2 separate regions of the Homo sapiens genome follow, and region 1 is linked to region 2. A link is a contact called in ENCODE Hi-C or POLR2A ChIA-PET data. All regions are on one chromosome and are shown on one strand. Each heading gives the region's core, a stretch centred on a gene start or an enhancer-like site at or near the end of the contact. The rest is flanking DNA. Distances are from core to core; before and after follow the strand shown.

Region 1 (3,049 bases), core at 152-2,651, 58 kb before region 2:
CACCCAGGTGAAATAAACAGCCATGTTGCTCACACAAAGCCTGTTTGGTGGTCTCTTCACACGGACGCGCATGAAACCAACTTTTAAACCAAGGATACCTGGCCAGTTCCAAGCCACCATTGCAAAATCCTCTCCTCTCCTGGCCTCTCATTCTCCCCAAGTGCTCTTCTCTCTGAGTCCCTTTTTCTGAATCACGTGAGTGATAGTTTGATGCCATCCAAATCTTATTAGGTCTTAATTTATGATGAAGACAACTCAGGGCTATCTGGCCAGTCCCAGGGTTTTAAACCTTCGAGGAGGACTTTTGGAGGATGAAAACAGCTTTTGGTACCTTTGCAGTTGGGAAAATTAGTGTTTTGAGAAGGAGGCTGCATCCTTCCTACTTCGTATGGTGAACTTGGGCACAGAAGGCAGAGTCACAGAGCTTGGAGAATGCAATTTTAAAAAATTCATGCAAGGGGTGGGGCTTGGGGAGAGAAGGGAAATGTCACCAGTACTCCTACATACACTGTTGGAGGAAAGATATAAGTACCATTTACTTGGCACCTGTTACTGACTGGGAACTATACCAGCCACTCTAATAGGCTAGTTTTAACATGTAGGTTTTACCATTATCCAGGTATGGTGAGGCACAGGTCAGAAGATGACTGCCATTGGAAAGATGGTTTGTCACTCACAGTTCCCAGGAGGAGGGGCATGTCACACCATGGGAGCCCACATGGGGAGTCAGGAGGCAAATGGAGTGAAGAGTAAGCACGGCCACAGCCTCTATTGTGGCTTCCGTGGAAGGAATGGGGGAACCAGGGTGAGCAGGCTTAGGATCTGCTAGTGTGAATAATTTCAGCAGGCTCTGGGGCATGGACGTGGCACCTAGTTGTTATCTGGACCTGGGGTGATTAGGGCAGGGGAGGTGGCCCTGAATGGGAGAGATTATGGAGATGGTTGGGGAAAGGGCTCTGGATCGGTTGGTTCCATATAAAAAGTACACACACAGGGGAGTTATTTGCTCTTCCTAGGAATTGGCTAACCCCAAGAAGGGCAGGCCCTTCAGGGTCAGAAAGGCCTCAGATGTCAAGGCATCAGAAATACAGAAAATAGAGGCATGATCAATACACTTATTTTATTTAAAAACATGAAGATTTGAACAAAACAGTCATCCACCTGTCTGCGACAAAGAATTATTTGCATCCATAAAGGAGAAGACAAATGTCATCCTTGTTGTGGAACGGGCAGAGTACAAGGGAAAAGAGAAAATATAGATCCACCTCCCACCTCTCACTCAGGCCATGGAACCACTAAACAGGAAAAGACGAACTTAACGCAGACTGGAAAAATGACACAAGATGAGCTGCCACCCTCTCCGTACCACACAGTGTACTTGCATAAAGCCTCACGGCTCCACAAGAAACCCTTTGTGAAGGGTTGTCCATTTGCCAAAAACACCTCCTCTGCCTGTATTTCAGCAAAGGGCAGAAAGCTCTGTACTGTGTCTCCTAAAAGGTTTGGGGAAACTAAATCTAGAAACTTTCTCTCTTAACTTTCGTGAAACTCCTGAACAAAGCTTAGGAGAATGTGGGTGATGGGGATGATGGTGTTTTTTTTGTTTGTTTGTTTGGTTGTTAGGTTGGTTGGTTGGTTGGTTGGTTGGTTGGGTTTTTACCTTTTAGTTTAGGTTCAGGGGTACATGTGTAGGTTTGTTACATAGGTAAACTCATGTCACAGGAGTTTGTTGTACAGATTATTTCATCACCCAGGTATTAAGCCCAGTACCCAATAGTTATCTTTTCTGCTCCTCCCCCTCCTCCCACCCTTCTGCGCCTCCCCCTCCTCCCACCCTTCTGCGCCTCCCCCTCCTCCCACCCTTCTGCGCCTCCCCCTCCTCCCACCCTTCTGCGCCTCCCCCTCCTCCCACCCTTCTGCGCCTCCCCCTCCTCCCACCCTTCTGCGCCTCCCCCTCCTCCCACCCTTCTGCGCCTCCCCCTCCTCCCACCCTTCTGCGCCTCCCCCTCCTCCCACCCTTCTGCGCCTCCCCCTCCTCCCACCCTCCCCCATCAAGCAGACCTTAGTGCCGGTTGTTTCCCTCTTTGTGTTCAGGAGTTCTCATCGTTTCACTCCCACTTACAAGTGAGAACATGCAGCACTTGACTTTCTGTTCTTGCATTCATTTGCTAACGATAATGGCCTCCAGCTTCATCCATGTTCCTGCACAAGACGTGATCTTGTTCTGATGGTTTTAACCGTAAACACTGTTCATTTTCTTTTGGGTGACATTGGCTTCTTAAGATGAAATCAACTCATTTTAACCTCAAAGATCTTCGAAAATGCACACAAGTTTTTTCATTCCAATTGAAGGAAAGATGTGGGTGCCCTAGCCTGCTTCACCAAATTCCAGCTACGAAAAACCCTCTTCTATTTGTGATCGATTCCAGTGGGAATGTTTTAGACGAGTGGATAAACCTCCACCCACGTGGGTGACTCTTACTCCCGTGCTAGGTGCAGAACTGCCGGGATGGACACACCCAAATCTGGTATTGAAAGTAGTTTCTGCTAAAATTTGATTCTGATCTGAGTTTCCGGTAGGAAATAGCTGCATAATAATGTTTAGTGTGTACATATTTTGAGGTGGAGGAAAACAGCGAAGTGTAGTTTCTGTAGTTTGCAACACTCAGAAGCGGTAATTGGGCTGGCATCAGATGGCACCTGTGCTGGGGCCTCCTGTACCACGGCCAGACGCACTCCCCAGAACCCCACACGGCACGTGTGGGCAAGGTTTGACTTGGAGCATGGAAATAAATCAGAGGTCATCATTTTAGTCTTTTTTTTTTTTCAAGATAGCAATTTGTGGCAACTTTTGTTGGGTATTTAACATAATAGCTGCCTGTTAGAAACTACCTTTGGAAGTTTTAAAGTTTTAAAATGTCAACTTTCCGGCAAATTTTCTTTATTTAAAATTTTTTTTCAAAGTATAGGAGGAATATGATAATGAGAAAAAAAATTAATTTGGAAGAAAATTACACTACATTTAAAAATTTAGAAAAGCTTAAAGCAA
Region 2 (3,049 bases), core at 467-2,966:
TAAAGGTATGTTTTGAAAGGTATTTTTTGAAAGTGAGATGTCTGATCTGCTTAGGGTAACTAAAAAAAACAGAAGAAACTATAGTTAGAAATAAAATGTTGAGAAAGAAAGAGGCAGAGAGAGTGTGCCAGTCAATCAGATTTCCAAAAGTCAATCAGATTTCTAAATCCTTTAGTCATTTGGCTGACAATATCTAAGGATCAGTTACATGCATGAGAGAGTCAATACAGAATTTAGAAATTGCTTAAGAAATTAACAACAACCCGATCCCGGCTGCAGTGGAGTCTGAAGTCCCGCAGTTGGTCTGTCTTATTCCCTGGGGTTCCTATCCCAGCCCTTACAGAGTGCCCTGGTCCCCATACCCTCTCCTACCCCAGGCCTTGCAGGACTGCAGGAGATTATTTATGCAGCTGAATCAAGATGCTGACTTCAGCACCGTAAAACCCGGCTAGCAGGGAGTCCAAGCCTAAGGGCTGTTTTGCTGACAGTTTTATAAGGTTCAGTAAATGCCAACGGCCCCCTCCTCCTTTCTTTGTGTGGCTTGAATTTCGGGGTCTTGCAGGCTGGAGAGTGGGGGCTCTGCAGTCGGCGCTGGGAGGCTCACAGAGGAGCTACCCAAATGAATGAAAGCACAGCACCATCCTGGAAAGCACAGCGCCGTCCTGGAAAGCACCGTCTGTTGTTCATTCAATTGCATCCGGGCTACTTCCACACCGGCACGTAGAGGACATTATTTAAAAGCTGGAGGAAGACAGACCAGCATTTCCTGCTATTAGTCTTTTCTTTTAAACGTTGACTCCAAGAAATGGAGTGCCCAACTTTATGCAATAACAGAAACACAGATGAAGGTTTTATGCAGAATTTTCAAGAAGCAGAAATATTCCCCATCTTTGCTCACATTCCAGTAAGAATAAACACTCACATTGCTGTGCACACGTGACCATGCACACACACACAGCCCAGATCATTCTCTCAGGCTGGGCATGTTCAGCATGTGGAAGCTAATTCAGCTGAACAAGTATGCCCGTGCTGCTTTCAGCACGTTTAACCTGTAAAATCTGAAAACTACGGAACCAGCTGGTGGGCACAGGGCTGTGGTCAGCACCCGATGCAGAGGCCTCTGCCTGCAGAATCCCTTCCCAGGCACAGGGCCACCACACAAGGGCTAATGTAATACAACTGGCGCCAGGTGCTGCAGAACGCCCTTACCAGCATTATCTCATTTAATTAGCACACAGAAATGCATGCACCTTCTAAAATATTACTTTAGGTATTTTTATTTTGCTGTCTTTGTGACAGATATTGTGATTTAGAAAGTTGAAATAATGGCCAGAGCTAATAAGTGACAAAAGTCCATTGGAGCCCACAGCTCAAACACTGTTTATATTTATTTGTTATTGCTGCAACAATGCAACATCACAAATCACCCCAAAACCTAATGGGTAAAAGCAACAACAATTTATTCTCACGTGTACTGGACCGGCTGGGCCAGCTTCTGGAGCTGAGTGCAGCTGGAGGTGGCTCTGTTCTGGGTGACACTTGTCCTTTTCCTGGGGCCCAGGAGCTGGCTGAGCAAGTTCTTCTAATGGCAGTGGCAGCTGCAAGTGGAGATATGCGAGCCCCCGGTCTAGCCTTGTAGCCGGTGCGCCACCTCCTTCTCATTCTATTGAGCAAGGAAAAGTCACACAGCCCACCCAGAGTCAAGGAGACGGAGGGAGGAAATTCACTTCCCCCACAGGGGAGGAACTGCAAAGTCACTGGGCAAAGGGTGTGGGCAGGTAGGGTGAAGAATCAGAGCCAATGGGTAACATGACTCCTCTGTTCTTAGCCTCTGCATCATCGCCCTGGAATTCTGCCTGTGAGCTGACATTTCTGGGAGCTTCATAAATTCATTCTCAAGTATATTAATTAATACTGAGAGACAAAAATAACTGAGTGGTTGGCGGTGACACTTAAAGACAGTCTTCATGAATCCCAGCTGTCACTCACTGCCTGCAACCTTGACCAATTTCCTTAACTCTCAGCCTCATTTTCCTAGTATATGAGAGATATTGTGAGCCAAGCATGGTGGAGTCAATGCTTTCTGCTATTTTAGAGTTTACAGCTCAACAGGTGGTCAGTTCAGTGTTGTGGATGTTCCTTTTTTTTTTTTTTTTTTTTTTTGAGGCACGGTCTCTCTCTGTCGCCCAGGCTGGAGTGCAGTGGTACAATTATAACTCACTGCAGCCTCAAACTCCTGGGGTCAAGCGATGCCCCCTGCCTCAGCCTCCTGTGTAGCTGGGAATACAGGTGTAAATGTTCTTTACTAACTATGTAGGATATGGAAATTTAATGGGGTGACTTTTGTCTGGAAGGACAAGCTGACAATGACAAGATTTCCCTCTTCCCCTCTAGGGTGCAGCGACAAGAACTGCAAGGTGCTGCTCCCTCCCGTGACTCCTAAGCTGCTAGACGAGAGCTGTGCTTCTCCTATCTAGGTCTCAAGACATGGCCCTGTGTTTCCAGTCCTTCAGGGGAGGTTCCAGGATAGTGTGGCAATGGTGGTACCCAGGGTGGACTTGGTCTGTCACTCTACAGAGGTAAGCCTGCAGCCTGCAACTGGCTAAGACAGCTGCAAAAAGGATTAGAAATGAACCAGTGAGTTCACCATGTTGCCCCCTTCATTAAGCCCCTCACCTGCAACATAGGGCAGGTGGCAGCATTGCCCGGTGGTTAGGGACACTAGCTCTGCTACTTCTTCACTGTATGACCCAGGGAAAGCTGCTTAGCCTTCATGCCTCTCACTGCTCATCAATAAAATGCAGAAAGCCCTAGGGAAGTTGCCAGCCACCCACTCCCCCTGGAGCCAGCATCTGCCTCGCTGGAGCATTGAGACAAGATCCATGCTTGTGTGACTCGGTGCCTCTCCTGGCTCGCTTTCTTTTCCAGTTAGTGTGCGTATGTACAGCCATTGTCCAACACTTCTGTTGGACACCTTTGGAGATGGGTTCTCTTACTCTGGTGTGAGTTTTCTATAGTTGGGAGACTGCCGCCTGCCAAAGGGAGAAGA

Evidence for each region. A loop is a pair of places that touch in the nucleus more often than their neighbours do. ChIA-PET counts read pairs that join two places held with the same protein, here RNA polymerase II (POLR2A). Pooled maps may share reads with other maps.
Region 1: POLR2A ChIA-PET joins it to region 2 with 13 read pairs in MCF 10A. The contact joins the enhancer-like site here to the promoter of LINP1 in region 2. A Hi-C loop is called at or near these places in 4 of 168 maps with a recorded cell type or tissue (A673, astrocyte of the cerebellum, endothelial cell of umbilical vein and 1 more) and 2 of 50 pooled maps. POLR2A ChIA-PET finds 5 or more read pairs at or near these places in 4 of 52 experiments (GM10248, MCF 10A, SK-N-SH and 1 more).

What each region holds. Positions count from the first base shown.
Region 1 is chr10:6,794,108-6,797,156 of GRCh38, reverse strand. The region is part of intron 2 of LINC00707 (long intergenic non-protein coding RNA 707); the gene reads right to left. Among named protein-coding and RNA genes, the nearest start is that of LINC00707, 16 kb to the right of the region's middle. RefSeq lists enhancers at 1-353, 1,311-2,267, 2,268-3,049. Within about 2 kb of position 1,401, at least 2 of the 41 ENCODE cell types and tissues checked have a DNase peak (open chromatin) inside an H3K27ac peak, as active enhancers do.
Region 2 is chr10:6,736,049-6,739,097 of GRCh38, reverse strand. It overlaps LINP1 (lncRNA in non-homologous end joining pathway 1), which reads right to left and starts at 1,716. Exons shown (of 2, transcript NR_138480.1): 1 at 1,470-1,716; 2 at 159-741. RefSeq lists enhancers at 1-537, 538-1,083, 1,130-2,329.